Regions from separate parts of the Mus musculus genome. Here region 1 is linked to region 2. A link is a loop called in an ENCODE intact Hi-C map of the cell type or tissue named here. Cell type or tissue: gastrocnemius. All regions are shown on one strand. Each heading gives the region's core, and the rest is flanking DNA. Links, peaks and the distances in the headings are about the cores only. Region 1 holds the start of Gm33015 (a long non-coding RNA gene). Region 2 overlaps Slc6a5 (solute carrier family 6 (neurotransmitter transporter, glycine), member 5).

Region 1 (8,339 bases), core at 161-8,160, 1.5 Mb after region 2:
AGAACCCAGAAACCTAACTGTCTTTTCCTGGGATGGATATAGAGTTATAGAGGGATAAGGTGGAAACTAAAATAGGAGAATTAAATAGGGAAGTGGAGGGGAGTGAAGGGAAACTGATGGAATATAAGGAGGGACAACTAACATGGGCCATTTGAAAACAGTACGGAAACTACTACAGTCGAAGCTTCCTAAAAGAAGTATATGCATGGAAAGAATCTAAGTGGAGCCAGCAAAAATAAGGGAAACAGTGCCCCAATGACATCATAGTCTATCAAATAAAACCCTCACTTTTGAGAATGGGTTACATCTGGTTTAGCCACTCACCAAAGGGCTCCTCTCATAGACCCTGACAATCATTGACAGTTGCCAATGCTATTGGTTACCCTCTATAACCTGAAGGTAAGGTCCTATTACTGAAGAAATCACTTATTCATGTCATAGAACACGAAGAAATCATCCTGGTGTTCAAATAGAGGCTACTCCCTTATTGACTAGCATTCATAATGCTGGAAGGTACAATGTAAACTACTACTGGAGGAGAAAAATAAACCTCTGTCTCACCAATCGACAAAACCTGTTTACAAGATATACTTGTGCAACAGCTGCAAAAATATTATGGGAGTAGCCAAATACTTTTTGATTGGACCTCTCCATGATATGTAACCCATTCCTGACACTGTTAATGAGACCAAACCCCTGAAACTAGATAGGCCATAGGCCACAGAGGCCCCACTATTAATATTCTGCTAAATCAATGGTTCTCAGCCTTTCAAATGCTGCAACTTGCTAATGCAGTTGCTCATGTTGTGGTGTACCCAACCATAAAATTATTTTTGTTGCTATTTCATAGGTGTAATTTTGCTACCGTTATTAATCATAATGTAAACATCTTGATATGCAAGATATCTGAGATGCAACCCACAGGTTGAGAACTGCAGTGCTAAATGAACATAGCAATAAAACTACTCTTAATCTATACCTGTAGATCGATACTGCTGGACATTTGCTTTTAATAATCTTTAAAAAGAAATGATACTGAACACAACTATAAATCAGGAGAGTGCCTCTTCTTTAATATATACTGTGCATTTAATTCTCATGAGAGCACAGGCTGGTAAATTTATCATCACTATTTTCCAAAGAAGGATACAAAGGTGAGAGGTGTTTGGTGACTATCCAAAAGTGACATCCCTGAACTGAGAAAAATGAGAACTAATGTAAAACTAGAATTAGTCTGGAGGTTACCACAGCCCTCCACTGAAGGCATGGCATTGAAAAGCCCATCATGGTTAGAGTTTTGAATTCATGGTTATCGTGGTTTAATTAGGCTGACATACAATTTGTTGAGTCAGAAGTCTTGAACCTCCTGCCTCAGCCTCCTATGTGCCAAGGATGCAGACATGCACCACCATGGCACCAAACTGTCATTTTGGTGTTAAGTATAAAAGCATTAAGTGTTGCTGTCACCAGAATCAGTTAGGCCATTGCTCAGCCATGATTTTCCTTTACTCAAGAATCTGCATCTAAGGGTAAGTGACTGACTACGGGATGCCCAGCCCCAGTGAGTGTGTCTAGAACACAGATTCTTTACCTAAGGAACATCACAGAACAAAGGATGGAAAGATCGTAAGTATGCCACCTGATAAATTCACCTGCTAGAAATGACAAAAAAAGCTGCACCCATAAAATCTACTATATGGTTACCTAAACTAGTCCCACGTGAAGACAATGTTTAGCATGACAGTGTGCACATGGGAACTTTCACAAGGTCCCAGCCCCAGATGATGAGCTATAACCAATTAATTATTTCTGAGGGAGGGAGAATGAGTCTTTTCTGGTGACAAGGTCTCTGATAGGCTATCCAGTCCCTCTATACAACATATGCAATGCAAGATACACTAAATGAGTGCAGAAGACAATCTCCCTATCCCTGTCCCTCTACTTCTCTTTCCTGTGTTATATCATCTCCAACTGGAAAGTCTCTCTCTCTCTCTCTCTCTCTCTCTCTCTCTCTCTCTCTCTCTCTCTCTCTCTCTCTGTGTGTGTGTGTGTGTGTGTGTGTGTGTGTGTGTGTGTGTGTGTGTGTGTCTGTAATTTTAGTTTCATTCATTATCATTTTGACGGCACAACATCAAATGATCACAGTTGCCTATGTCAAGTTTCTTGAAACAGTGATTTTAATTTCAGTCAGTGAGCACTCCATCTTCCATCTTACAGTAGGACATCAAGTCCTGACTTTTCATGACCTTGGCCACCCCTTCTATTCTCCTTTGGCAGACATTATTCCTGAATCAAGGAAGCACTGGTGTCCTGGCAGCTCTTCTGCCTACAAAAGCACAGCAACCATGAACCCCAATCCGCCCATGCACCTCAACTTCACTTTTTTCTCAAGTGCCTTTTAATCTTTGCTCTCTAAGCCTACTCAGGTCAATAAAAAAAAAAAAAAAAAGAAAGGAACATAGCAAATGTTCTTTTACATGCATTGTTGACACTCATTGTGTGACTGTACCAAGCTTCAAGATCTCACAGCTTTAAAACACACTCAGCACACAGCTTCATGGAGGAAAGGCAGATCCCATCCGTCCTCTGTTGGACAAAAATTAAATGACCACATTGACTTTTGTTTTCCACCACAGTGCTTTGTATTCAGTGGATTTTCCTTGTATACGATGTTTTTTCTGAGTGTGTTTCTAAGTCTGGGATGGCAAGGATGCAAAAATGAACAGGATCCAATTTCTCTCCCTAAAGACCTCACAGAGTCTAGTCAAGGGTATTTCTGAAAATAAGAGTTACTCTGACACACAACTTTACTGGTTCTATGGGAACCTCTTCAACAGCCATTTAAGATGTACATTCTCAAAGCTAAAAGAAAAAAAAAAGGAACATTCTGAACTCTCATATGCCAAATGACAAGATAACAAAGGGTATTCTATGTGCTGGTAAGTTTGGGGGCTCATGTCAAGCAGCATGCCTGATTTTGTATTTGTGGTCTACCCATACATAGAGAGCTGTTGTGAGCACTTTCCACACTGGCCTTTATTTCAGTTCAGATAACCCAGCATGTGATGGTGTAACTTATACCTTCAATAAAATTAAGGTGACAAAGGAGAAGAAAAAGAGGCAGACTTGAAATTTGTTGTTTGCGATTCTGTGTAATAAACAACTCCTACTTACTCCTGTCAGCTCCATTCTAATGATGCCTTCTGGATATGAGGAACTAAAAGGTAGTAAATAATAATAATAATAATAATAATAATAATAATAATAATAATAATGTCCTTAAAGGATTTTACCCTATGGAGAGTCTATAAACTTACTTTCTGTGTGGTATTGTGCTTTAAAATGATCTCATATAAGTATGACATTATATGTAGATTATGTTTATGGGCATAGACACTGTGCTTGTTTATGTGAATTAATTTCAGGTTGCACCCAAAGGACAGTTAGTACTTAAAGTACTGCACTTGAGAATCCATATTCTATAGCCTTGTACTCCTAGAATATGCATAATACTTATCTGCCAACTAAATAAAAAAGAAGCAATAACATTCCAAAGTGACTTCTTTGGCAGCAAACATTTATTCTAAATCTATTCTAGTCAAAGAAGGCCATAATTTGCAAGAGGAATGTTAACTTACCCTCGGTGGTGAGGGTATGTGGTGCTCAGACCTTCTTGTAGGTAAGAAAGTAGTTTATAAAATCTAAAGTCTGTTAAGAACTAGACATTGAAAGTTGGCTTAATGCAACTGCATTGGGATTTCATTTCAAAGCAAGATGTTTGAACCTTCTCATCCTAAGAAATGCTTCTGTCACTTGGTCCAGCTGGAAGAAGTCCATCTAAAACAGAACTACTCAAGCATGGAAAATGAGCATTGCCTGAGGTCACAGAGCTTCAGATAACATTTCAAGAAGGGCACTTTCAGGGCCTGCTCAGCAACAAACCTGGAGAAATGAAAGAATACAATCGGTGTGTTTGTTACTCTTCCATTGCCGTAATGAAGTACCCAGCCAAAAGCTTCTTATAGAAGGAAGAATTTAGCCCAGAAGGTTCCAGAGCGATAATAGTCCATCCTGGTGGGGTGGTGGCATGGCAGCAAGCTGCAGACACAGTGGCAGGAGCAGGAATCTTGAAAATATTACCTTTAACTGTAAACAGGAAGCAGAGTTGGAAGAGGCTGCTATAAACTCCCAAAGCCATCCCCCAGTGATGTGTTTCCTCTAGAGAGACTCAATTGTTTAGAACCTCTCCAAACAGTACCACCAACTGGAGACCAAGTGTTCAAATGTCTGAGCCTATAGGTGATGGTAGGAGACCTTTCATATTCCATCTTACTAGTAAGGCTGAGAGCAAGAAAGCTTCCAAAAACACCGGAAGCTTTCTTGTTCCTGATTTCCCAAAGTGACCACTGCCCACTACTTAGCTTAGATCCCTTTCCCAAACAAAGTTCCCTCTAGGACCATTAACTTTCTTTAATGTATATTGAATAACTTGGGGACCATGGGCATATAACAGACACTTTTTGTTTACAAAGACCATTTACAAAGTGTGTTGTAGCCTTACAAATTATTTTTAATGGGCCACACACACTGGAATAATTCTATAAAGAAGTATAAACCTCCTGAAACAGATCAGAGGAAACCATCGTCCTCCAACAGAATTTGAAGTACAAGTAATGTAGAACTGGGGAGATGGTGTTTACCGTTCCAGCATGAGGGCATGAGTTTGGAGCCTCAGACCCCCATAAAGAGCTAGGTGTGACAGAAGCATGCGCCTATAATCGAGATGAGTGATGGAGGCAGGCAGACTCCAGGAAGCCTACTTACCTGGCAAAGCTTAGCGAAATGGGCAACCCTCTTCACGTGAAGTTACACACACACACACACACACACACACACACACACACACACTCACACTCACTCACACTCACACTCACACTCACACTCACTCACACTCACTCACACTCACACTCACACTCACACTCAGTGTTTTAGGGAAAAGAGAGGTCACAACATGTAAATTTATTGTATCCTAAGTAATAAAAATCTAGCACAAAGAACTAGGGATGTAGCTCAGTGAAGGAGGTTTTACCAAATATGCACAAAGCTAGGTTCAGACCCAGCACTGTAAACAACAAAAGACTAACATGAAATTGTCATGATAAATACCATAAGAAAGAGCCTTTAGGAGAAGTTGACCTTGACCTCAACAATAAGGGAATTCTTACCAATACCTAGATTCTTAAAAGGATCAAAGAAAATGAGAGATTACTTAAGATTATGTTTTCTTGTTAACTGTCTTGTGAACATTTATTGCTCAACCTTCAGTCTCTAACACTGTATACAGCAGGCACCCGACATACTACGTATTACATATTGCATGAAACTATGCTAGCCTATTGGGCACAAAGCCCTGATTTGGATCCCTAGCACTGCATGAATTGGCGTGGTGGTACATGTCTATAATGCCAGCACTTTTGAAATGGAAGCAGGAGGATGAGAAATTAAAGGTCATCTTTGGTTACATACCAAATTTGAGGTTGGACTAGACTATAAAGACATTGTCGCAATTTTTAAAATATATTGTGTTGCTCTTTAGGCAAGCCACTCTCTGCATTGCTTGAACCTCTTTAATGAATGTGAGTTAACTGTCCCAGAGGACACTTGTTCCTTTGGCCCAACATACCAAATCATGCTGCACTTCTCTGTCTTCCTCAGTTGCAAGGATTGGTGGTTCCATTACATCATTAGGCTTTCTTTGCACGCCTCCCTCCCCCCCATTTATTAATATCACACAATGTCCTTTGTGATGTAACAGAATTTGCCACTCACAATGGTAAGGTCTGCTCTATATTAGTTAACAAGTATCCACAGTGGGCAGCTTAGCACAGCAGGAAATCACTTTGCAAATGATTTGTTTTACTTTAGTCCTGTCATCCTGGGTAGCCCTGCCTGGCACATCAGCTCTGACTACATGCAATCAGAATCAAGGCATGTTCTCACCCTTCATCACACTTGGCATGTTTTCTTTCCAGACACATGTAGTGGATATTGTGCAGATATCCTCCAGCAAATTTCAGGAAGACTAAAGTTTGTTTGTTTGTTTGTTTGTTTGTTTGTTTTCTATTAGATATTTTCTTTATTTACATTTCAAATGCTATCCCAAAAGTTCCCTATACCCTCCCTGAGCTCTGCCCCCCTACCCACCCACTCCTACTTCTTGGCCCTGGCATTCCCCTGTACTGGGGCATATAAAGTTTGCAAGACCAAGGGGTCTCTCTTCCCAATGATGGCTGACTAGGCCATCTTCTTCTACATATGCAGCTACAGACACGAGCTCTGAGAAAACAAAACACCCATGGAAGGAGTTACAAAGACAAAGTTTGGAGCTAAGACAAAAGGATGGACCATCCAGAGACTACCCCACTCGGGGACCATCCCACAATCAGCCACCAAACCCAGACATTATTGCATATGCCAGCAAGATTTTGCTGAAAGGACCATGATATAGCTGTCTCAAGTGAGGCTATGCTAGTGCCTGGCAAATACAGAAGTGGATGCTCACAGTCATCTATAGGATGGAACACAGGCCCACCAATGGAGGAGCTAGAGAAAGCACCCAAGGAGCTGAAGGTGTCTCCAACCCTATAGGTGGAACAACAATAAGACTGAAGTTTTTAGAAGGCCACTCTTCATATTTAGGGTTAAGAAATCTGAGGAGTAGACACAGGAGCAAATCACCTGAAGCCATTCAGTAAGCACCAACGCAGGAGACTGCCCATTCTGCATCTGCATGTTTCAAACCCAGACCTGTAACCATCACCCTGAAGAGTCCCAGACTTGTTTCCTGTTCAGTCTCTAGCTTCTTTTATCTATTTTCTCCTTAATCTTGGCCTTTTTATTTTTAATGTCTCTCTCTCTCTCTCAATACACTTTCTCCACAAAATGTTATCCAAATCCAGTTCCAATGTGTAGTAAATATTAGTGGAATGAGAAGGCAGTGGGCAGTCAACACTAAAGACCTGATCACTTGACTCCATCTAATTCAGCTTCTAAGAACTGCACTAGTGATCATGACCTTTTCACTAAATCATACATTAGCAGTGGCCCTGAGCAAATCATTTTATAATTAACAATTTAAAAAAGAAGAAGACTTTTATTGATCTGCTAAAATAAGGTGAAATTAATACATTTATTTACATGTGTAATCTCAGGAATGTACATTTTCGGTTTAAATTTTCTATAGAATAAAAACACTACACACCCAAATTAACCAAACCCAAAACAACTCATTGAAGTCCTTCTATACAGTTGGAGTTGACATTTGGAATGAACACTGTGAGACTTCACATCAAATGTCTCATTTTCACCATCAAATATATTTTACTCAGTGATTCACCACCAAACTAGAACAATGACGTCAACAAAAACTCCCTGACAGAAAAAGAATAAGCGTTGTACCATCTCTTATGAAACATCATGTGATATCTTTATCTGCAAGCTTTTTAATAATAATAAAAATTTTAAAGTTTTCTAATAGAATAAATGTTACCTACTCATTATCCAAAGTTCCTAGAATCTACAAGTGAATAGTAACAGGAAAATAAGAGGATGATTTTATAACACCTTAAATCTTCACAAAGCCCATGTGTTTCTAAGTGACAGGACTGGAGAGCTCAGGGCAGGCAGGAGGAAAACTAGATTGCTCCTTGAAAGAGTAATTTGTGTGTAATTATTACTTAGCAGAGAATTTGTGCATTGCATGGTTCATTTATTATACTCTGCTGCCACTCATATCTAACATCAAAATAGTTGAGTTGAACACATCCAAAATTAAACAATAAAATTCTAGAATAAATGTTATTTTAATGAGGTTAAACGTTTTTCCCTTTTTGATAACCAGTCAAATAGTTTTAAGGTTTAAAGGTGAATTGCGTTAAGCGTCATCTCTATTGTAAGACTTAATTTGTATTGAGTGTGTAGATACATTATAAACATCTCAACCAAAGCATGCTGGACCCAAGAAAGGCACAATAACCGATTAGGCTGTTGGCAAGGCCAGTGAAGAATGGCTCCCAGAACTGTATTAAAGGGATTGAATTGTTTTACCAATATACTAGTGTTCTAACCAACTATGTGATCTTTAAATCTTGACTGGGATAAAGAGAAGCATAAAGTGAAAACAACTGTCCAAAAAGAATTAAATTTGAAAATCAATGATGAACAAACTTTAATGCTAAATATTCTAAATAGTATTTTTGTCTCCTTTGGTGTACTTGTTCTCTCTCTCTCTCTCTCTCTCTCTCTCTCTCTCTCTCTCTCTCTCTCTCTCTCCTTACTCC
Region 2 (8,339 bases), core at 98-8,097:
GGTGGCAGCATTAGGAAGTCTGGGGATCACTGCAATGTGGTGACCTGTACTCAGGAAGCTATCAGGTCCCGTTTGCATATTGAACCCCCATTTCTGATGGGTTCCACTTCTGTTATCAGTGCCTTGCCTCCGAAGCAGCACTCCAGTGCCCTCCTAAACTAAGAGGTTGCCAGGAGGGTGGCTCTATGGGTGTATGGCTGTCTCCTTTACATTTTACGTTAGTGAAGTTTCAGAGCAGACAACAGTCATTGAGTTCCAGCTTAAGTGAGTGCTGGCCACTTGGGATTAACATTGCTTTTCACCTGTAGCTGTCACCAGACTCTAGGCAGAGCAAGGTGGATGCAATGGAAATGCTCTCCGGAGGGTGAGAGGCACCACCCCAGGCCACAGAGACTTGCTAAGTGCTGAGCCTTTTATAATATGGTCTCTTGGTTTACCGAAATCTTTTCCTCTGCTAGACTTGACATCAAGCAGACCAAGCCCATGCACATGCCACTGCCAGGGGACCTGGAACTAAGCTCTGGAGATGTTGCCATGGCAGCTCTGAACCTCACTGCAGAGAGTGTTTAGCATCTATTTCAACATTCAGTTAGCCTCAGTATTCCTGACAGTGAGTTATCTGTCTGATAGTTTCCTGTCTCAGGGAAACAGGGGTTATGGTGACCTAAGTTGGGTTCTTCCTTAGCCAAGGTTGTTGAGTGAGGGGCTCCCCCCGTACCCCTGCCCACTGTACCTCACACATGGCCTCTGCTGTCTCTCAGCAGGCTCCCCCGCCACCCCTGCCCACTGTACCTCACACATGGCCTCTGCTGTCTCTCTGCAGGCTCCCCCGCTACCCCTGCCCACTGTACCTCACACATGGCCTCTGCTGTCTCTCTGCAGGCTTGCAGAGATTCTGTGAAGACATCGAGATGATGATTGGATTCAAGCCCAACATTTTCTGGAAAGTCTGCTGGGCATTCGTCACACCGACCATTTTGACTGTAAGGGCTGAATGCTTTCTCTCACAGCCTCTCCTGCATGTCAGTGCTTTACCACCTTTGAATACATGTGTGCCTCCTGGTGAGGCTGGGGAGCTGGTGGGATGGGTATTGGCCTTGTCTTCCAAGGCGAGTGTACTGTAGGCCAGAAAGGAGAAGCGACTGAACTCCAGGTATCTGGCTGGTCAGGGATGGAGCTAGGATTGACCAAGCACATCTGTGTAGGGCACACACATTATATCCGTCTGCCTCTTGTGCTAGCAGATAGCAGTCAACAGCCAAGTAGGCCACACATTTACCATGGTTCAGATTTTGTTCTGGGTGACTGGTGTATAGGGCTCTCTCTCAGCAGTCCTGCCAGGCTGGTGTAGTGATCTTTGTCTTGCAGAAGGGGAATGTCCTCTTTCCTTTTCAGTTGCCATGATAAGATAACCTAACAAAAACAGCTCAGGGGACAGAAGGGTTTATTTCCACTTACAGTTCCAGGTTGTAGTTCATCATAGCAGGGAAGCCATAGTATCAGGAGCTTGAAGCAGCTGGGTACACTCAGTCAAAGGCAGAGAGAAATGATGGCACCCATGTTTGTTCGTGCCCAGCTAGCTTTCCACTTTTCAGAAAAGGATCTCTTCTACTATTTCCTTACACGTGTGCCTGTGTGTGTCTGTGTGCATGTATGTGCAGGTGCATGTGGGAGCCTGAAGAGTCCAGAAGTCCCATTGGATCCCCTGGAGCTGGAGTTCAGGTGGCTGTGAGCTGTGAGCCAAATTCCAATCCTTTGTAAGAGCAGCACATGCTCTTAACACTTTGAGCTCTTTCTCCAGCCCCTGATTTCTGTAATATGAGATCCCTCTGCCTAGGGAATGAAGCTGCCTACAGTGGACTACATCTTCTCACATCAACTAACATAAGCAAGGCCAACCCCACAGGCCAACCTGATCTAGGCAATTCTTCATTGAGACTCCTTTCTAAGCGATTCTAGGTGGTGTCAAGGGAACAATTAAAACTAAGTATCACAGGGAACCCGAAGCTTGGAGTTATGTGACTGAACTAGCATTGAATGTACAATAGTTAGCAATAGTCTGAATTTGAACCCACATGTTCTGGCTCCTAACCATTCTCAATGTGCCTACTCTACAATTAATGCAGCTTTAATCAGGCATTTACTGCTGATTTTTATAGCTTTTGAGAGCCATGTTGTCACCTTCAAGTGTGGGGAAGGAGTTTTGAGATCATCTGACATTCCCTTTCTTAATGAACAGAGCCACAGATATGCCTGTAGTCTATACAGACTTAAACTCACACCTGTAACCCTCCTTATTGTGCCCGAAGCTATCAGCGTGGCTTCACTTTTTTCCCCAAGCAAATCTGCAGAGATTTTGTCTTCCCCCTCCTCTGCTTGCTTTTTGTCTTTTTCTGACTTATGGGGATTTTGTCTTTTTCTGACTTATTGAGAAAGCCTGGAGGAAGTTGCCTGTAATTTTTTTATTTATTATGCATTTTCCTCAATTACATTTCCAATGCTATCCCAAAAGCACCCCATACCCTCCCCCCCCACTCCCCTACCCACCCATTCCCATTTTTTGGCCCTGGCGTTCCCCTGTACTGGGGCATATAAAGTTTGTGTGTCCAATGGACCTCTCTTTCTAGTGATGGCCGACTAGGCCATCTTTTGATACATATGTAGCTAGAGTCAAGAGCTCTGGGGTACTGGTTAGTTCATAATATTGTTCCATCTATAGGGTTGCAGGTCCCTTTAGCTCCTTGGGTACTTTCTCTAGCTCCTCCATTGGGAGCCCTGTGATCCATCCAATAGCTGACTGTGAGCATCCACTTCTGTGTTTGCTAGGCCCCGGCATAGTCTCTCAAGAGACAGCTATATCTGGGTCCTTTCAGTAAAATCTTGCTAGTGTATGCAATGGTGTCAGCGTTTGGAAGCTGATTATGGGGTGGATCCCTAGATATGGCAGTCTCTAGATGGTTCATCCTTTTGTCACAGCTCCAAACTTTTTCTCTGTAACTTCTTCCATGGGTGTTTTGTTCCCAATTCTAAGAAGGGGCACAGTGTCCACACTTTGGTCTTCATTCTTCTAGAGTTTCATGCATTTGGCAAATTGTATCTTATATCTTGTGTATCCTAAGTTTTGGGCTAATATCCAGTTATCAGTGAGTACATGTAATTTTTACTTATCCCAGTAGGTGGCACTAGAAACCAGCTAGAGAGCCCGCTTTGCACCACCAGACACCAGCTTCTTTTAAGATGCAGAATGAATAAAAGCAGATGCAATGGAGATATATTTTTTTTTCTTCATTTGCTTGCCTTTCCCCCCTCCCCCATCTGCTGAGAGTATGTTCTAGTTAAACCATATCTTTCTGAAAAGCTAGAGGTTTAGACAGAAAATCCATCCCACAATCTCCGTCTTCTGTATGGACACCGAGAGCTTACCCACATCTATATTGGTAGTGTGAAAAGCCCTGCTGGAGTTGGGGCATGAGACCTGAACAATATTAAAGACAGGTGCTCATGAATGAAGTGTGTCTAAGCCGGCTTAGCTTATGGGTGTGAAGATGATGCTGTTGCCTGTTGCCTGAATATGCTGTGTTAGCAAATCCTGTCCCTGTTGACCCTTGACTTCCCTCATTTTCATTCCTTGTAGTTTATTATCAGCAGAGTCAGCTTTACAATATGTTCTATATTCTGTCCTCCTTTTCTTTTCATCCCAGAAGAGTGTCAGAATTTTGCCTTAATCTGTGGAGATGCATCACACGGCCATCCGCCTGCTGCTGTGTGTGTTTCAAGGCAGGCCCTTTATTGGCCTTATCGTTTACACCCATGCCATCTCCCCATTTTACAGATGTGTACATTGAGGCTCAGAGAGGGTAAGGGACTTGCTCTAGGCCACAAGGCCGTAGAGCTAGGGTGGCCTTTAAGCTTGCCCTCTGCATTCTGACAGTCTAGGAACAGCATGGCCTGTTTGGGTTAGAAGTCAAGTCTTCGAACTCAGGGAGAAGGAATTCTATTTCATTATTTTTTATTTCATTCTTGGGGAAGTTCTCAGTTTTGCTGTGATTCGGTAGATTACACGTCAGAAGCTGCGGAGACACCCTAAGACTGTCTTGAGCAGATTCTCTATGCTGTTTGGAGGTAGGGATGTCTCCAACCAGTGTGTCTCCTGTGTCTCATTGGTTGCTGGGAAAGGCAGAGGTGGGCAGGACTTGGAAGCAAAGTCCACCCCAGTGCAGGCTCTCATCCAAGCTGACCTGGCAGAGGGAAATTTATGGCAAGCAACCGGCTTGTGCCTAAAAGTTTGATGTGATATTTGCGGAAGTGGAAATGGGTGTCAAAGGTCTCTGCCCTGCTTGTATTTTACCATTTACCTCCGTAGCAGAGATAGCTTCCAGGTCCTGGACCAGGGTGAGATTATGGGTTTAAATCACTTCAGGGCCTCTGAGATAAAATCCATCATTTTTCTACGTGCCGTCATGGATTTATGGGGCCATAAATATCCTCATGCAATTATCATATGCACAGTCTGATCACGTTACTGAAGGCACACACATAAGCAGATGCATTGCTATTTATATAGTAAATGAAACAGAGCAGCATGCCATAATGACATCGGGCCATACTTCCAATAGATTGGCTAATAAAACTTATGACTCAGGGGCAAAAGTTGGAAAGGGGGGGGGCTAATGTCGACCTTGCTTTCCACGGGAGCCTTGTCTTTGGGCTTACATTGCTTTGAATCACCATATGAATTTCACCGAAAAGAAGTCCCTGGCCCTGGCAGCCTGGGTGCTGAGGCACTGGTGTGGATGTTTTGTGTTTGTCTCGGGCTTCGCAGTTCTCCAAAAATCTCCCACCTGCTATTTCCCTCCAATCATTTTGTTACACTGCAGCTTACGGTAGGAAGAGAGACATAGAGCCGGGGAAAGGGCGTACGTGGATAATTCTAGGCTTATGCTGCCACAGGCAAGAAGAATACGCGGAATCATGTTGTCTTGAGAAATGGTCTCCACAGGCTGGGCTGGAGCTGTCAGAAGCCTGGCTCTGTATACAGATGCCTCTGACTTCAGCCTATGCCTTCCCTTGGCCCTCTTCAGCTGCCCAGCCAAGCCTTCGGACGGATCTCAGAGCTCTTGCTGGTCGAAGTACGATGTGATCACAGATAACGGCCAAAACCCACATCATGACCTTTTAAGAATGAGGAAGGTCTCTGGAGTAAATACAGACTTCTGCTCCCAGAGAATCCCAGCACTGCATACATGGTGTGAAATAAATCAATTTTGTAGCTGAGAATCTGAGAGGCCCTACAGCTCATTAGCTCAGGTCTCTGGGGTCACTGGTGATCTCCCTCCCCCTCCCCCTCCCCCTCCCCCCTCTCCCCCTCCACCAATGGCTTATTATAGGACTGTGCTTCTAGATCAGTCACCTGTGGGGGACCAAGAACCATGTTGAATCTCACACAGCCAACTTTAGAGGCAGCCTCACACGTTGGCTATTCCTTGTGCAAGAAGGAAGCCAAATGGATTCAATTAAAAGGATTGAGATCTACAAATTTAGCACATCATTCCCCCCATTATAACAAAGGCTTAGTTATCAATGGTAGTGCAGTCAGTCTCCTCAGAACTCCCAGCTGTCAGGCACTGTGCTATGTTCTCCTGGTGTAGCCATTGACTTCATGTGTGAGGACAAACACAGGAGCAGTAGCTGAGTTTGTGTTTCCACCTTCGCCATCTTGAGGTTTTACTTCCTTCACTGGGAAAACCCCCTTTCAGAGAGATGAGAGTGTACACAAGGCAAGAGGAGCGAAGCATGCGGCCGGGTTCCGTACGTGCGTGTTGAATGAGTGAGTGACTCACACCATCACCCTAAGGCAACTTTCTCTTCTCTCTCAGTTTATCCTTTGCTTCAGCTTCTACCAGTGGGAGCCCATGACCTATGGCTCTTACCGCTACCCTAACTGGTCCATGGTGCTTGGATGGCTGATGCTCGCCTGCTCCGTTATCTGGATCCCGATTATGTTCGTGATAAAAATGTATCTGGCTCCCGGGAGATTTATTGAGGTAATTCTATTGGCTCCTTTCCCCCTGCTAGCCTCTCCCGAGGGAGAGATCCTAAAAGCTCTATGCATTAAAAACAAAAAGATCCGGTAAACATATCCAAGAAGGATACTGGGTGAGTAAGTCATCCCAGTTGCCACTGATTCTATTAAACTCATTTTAATTATATATTATTCCTGTAGTGGAGGAGACCAGTCAATCATCAGGCTGAGTGAGCTGTGCTGTTCCTCACAGTGGTGGCAGCCTTGGGACGAGCAATCTGAATGCCTCCTCTTTCCCAGAGCTCCCATCCCCTCCTCCTCAGCTACTATCTATATCTTGGAGTTCATTTTTTAACACAGGGGTCCCCTCTCTGGTGTCCCTCTGCCTCCAAGCTTCCTCCCTCCTAAATGTTGATTGCCATTAGACTTAAAGTCACCACTGCTCCCTTTGTTCCTGAGTGAAGGATGTCTGATTAGACATTTGACGACTCTCAGCATGTCCTATGCAGTCCAGGGCGTGGCTAGTGCGAGGGGAGACTTGCTTTCCCTTACCAACTGTCATAGTTAGCTTTCTGTTGCTGCAATAAAATCATGACCAGGAGCAGCTTAGGGAGGAAAGGGCCTATTTCATCTCATTATTGCCCAGTCACAATCTTCCCTGAGGGAAGGAAGTCAGAGTAGGAGCTCAAGGCAGGAACCTAGAGATAGAAGCTGAAGGAGAGGTCATGGAGAGGACTACTTCCTGGCTTGTTCCTCCTGGCTTGCTCAGCTTGTTTTCTTATGTAACTTGAGGCCATCTGCCCAGAGGTGGCACTGTCACCATGGGTTAGGCCCTCCCACATTAATCATTAATCAAGATAATGCCCCCACGGACTTGCCTATGGGCTCATCTGAAGGAGGCGATTCCTCAGTTGCCGTTGCCTCTTTCTAGATGACTGTACCTGGCTAAGCTCACTAGCACACCACTCAGTTCTGATCAGAGCTCAGGGGACTTTTCCATAGAGACAATGGGACGGCCACCACTGAGGAGCCACCCAGCTTTTGTTACTCATGAGAAGTCACTTGTTCAAGTGTACCTGTAATTCTAGCACTTGGGAAGTAGAAGCAGGAGGATCAAGAGTTCAAGGCTATCCTTAGCTCTGTGTGAACTTTAGGCTACCCTGGGCTATAGGAGATCCTGTCTCCAAGGGAAAGGAAACGGTCATTTGTCCAGCTGGGCTGAGAATGAATGACCTCTGCCTGCATCCTGAAGACATCTGGACCTCCATGAGCCCTGGGGTCTGATCTAGAGGCGTCCTGGGAGCTTGTCACAAATGCAGACAGCCAGGTTCTCTCAACTGCACGGAGCTCAGGGGAATGGAGCTTGGCCTCATCTTCTAGTGATTTGGTTGCGTGTTCGGATTTGGGAAGCACTGAGCCCATCACAAAGAAATACTTATTCACTGGGGTGGAGAATGGCTGTGTGGGGTCTGCTCTTGGGCAGCTAGATTGACATGAAGAAGAGGCTGGTGGGGAGGGACAGGGCAGGGGTGAGGGCGTGGCCAGCACACAACACAAGTGTTCACTTGGTGTGGGTAAGCAAGTGGCCTTTGTTTCCACTGACCCCGGATGACAGTGAGTCCTCATGTTTAAGATGTATTCTGGTTTTCTTCCCTAGAGAATTCTGTTTATTATTCTCTGGTGTAAAGCAGTTCTGGCCCAGCCTATCCCCAGCGTACCACGCTTCTTAGCCACCTTCCTACCAGAGGTCACGGGAATCTCTTTCCCTAACCGGAACCTGCTGTAACCTCGGCTGCTGTTGCAGCCTAAAATTCTCTAGACTGATGGGGTTGGCCGTACAAATTTATGATGGTTAATTTGGGACACAAAGGTTGCAAGCTGGTGATTAAAGGGGCATTAAACTAACAGCTATAAGAACCAGATTTTCCCTTAATAGGTAATAAACATATAATTATTCCCTCTTATATAGTCGGAAATAAGTTGTCTTTCTCTATATGTTTCTATCAGATTTTATTTTCAATAATAATTTCAGTTGAAGCTAGAGACACCTCCATTATTTTTAAGCTTATCTACATGAACCTGCACTGCTGATCTGAGTCAGAAACATATATATACGCACATATATGTATATGTGTATATAAATATATATGTATATATACACATATGTGTATACACACACACACACACACACACACTCAACAGACAATTAAAATTTTTGTTCATGCTTGGTGGTGTATCTTTGGGTTTGGCTTTTTTCTTGGCCATTTGTATACTTTTGGGAAATATGCTAAAAAAAATCCAATTATTTTTGATGTAG

Evidence for each region. A loop is a pair of places that touch in the nucleus more often than their neighbours do. Peaks named below come from ENCODE experiments on the same cell type or tissue, not always from the same donor. Only the 100,000 strongest peaks of a DNase experiment are listed, where the experiment ranks them.
Region 1: it touches region 2 in a loop (8-fold over the local background); 24 of 42 quality-filtered maps call a loop at or near these places.

What each region holds. Positions count from the first base shown.
Region 1 is chr7:51,438,341-51,446,679 of GRCm38, forward strand. Gm33015 (a long non-coding RNA gene) reads right to left here and starts at 5,735. Exons shown (of 3, transcript XR_391461.1): 1 at 5,684-5,735; 2 at 4,141-4,146; 3 at 3,550-3,942. In gastrocnemius, for the core only: no CTCF peak of the experiment used is centred there; no DNase peak of the experiment used is centred there.
Region 2 is chr7:49,950,522-49,958,860 of GRCm38, forward strand. Slc6a5 (solute carrier family 6 (neurotransmitter transporter, glycine), member 5) reads left to right here. Exons shown (of 16, transcript NM_001146013.1): 14 at 883-983; 15 at 5,877-6,044. Among named protein-coding and RNA genes, the nearest start is that of Nell1, 21 kb to the right of the region's middle. In gastrocnemius, for the core only: a CTCF peak has its summit at 3,183 (motif pointing right); DNase peaks (open chromatin) are centred at 3,320 and 4,207.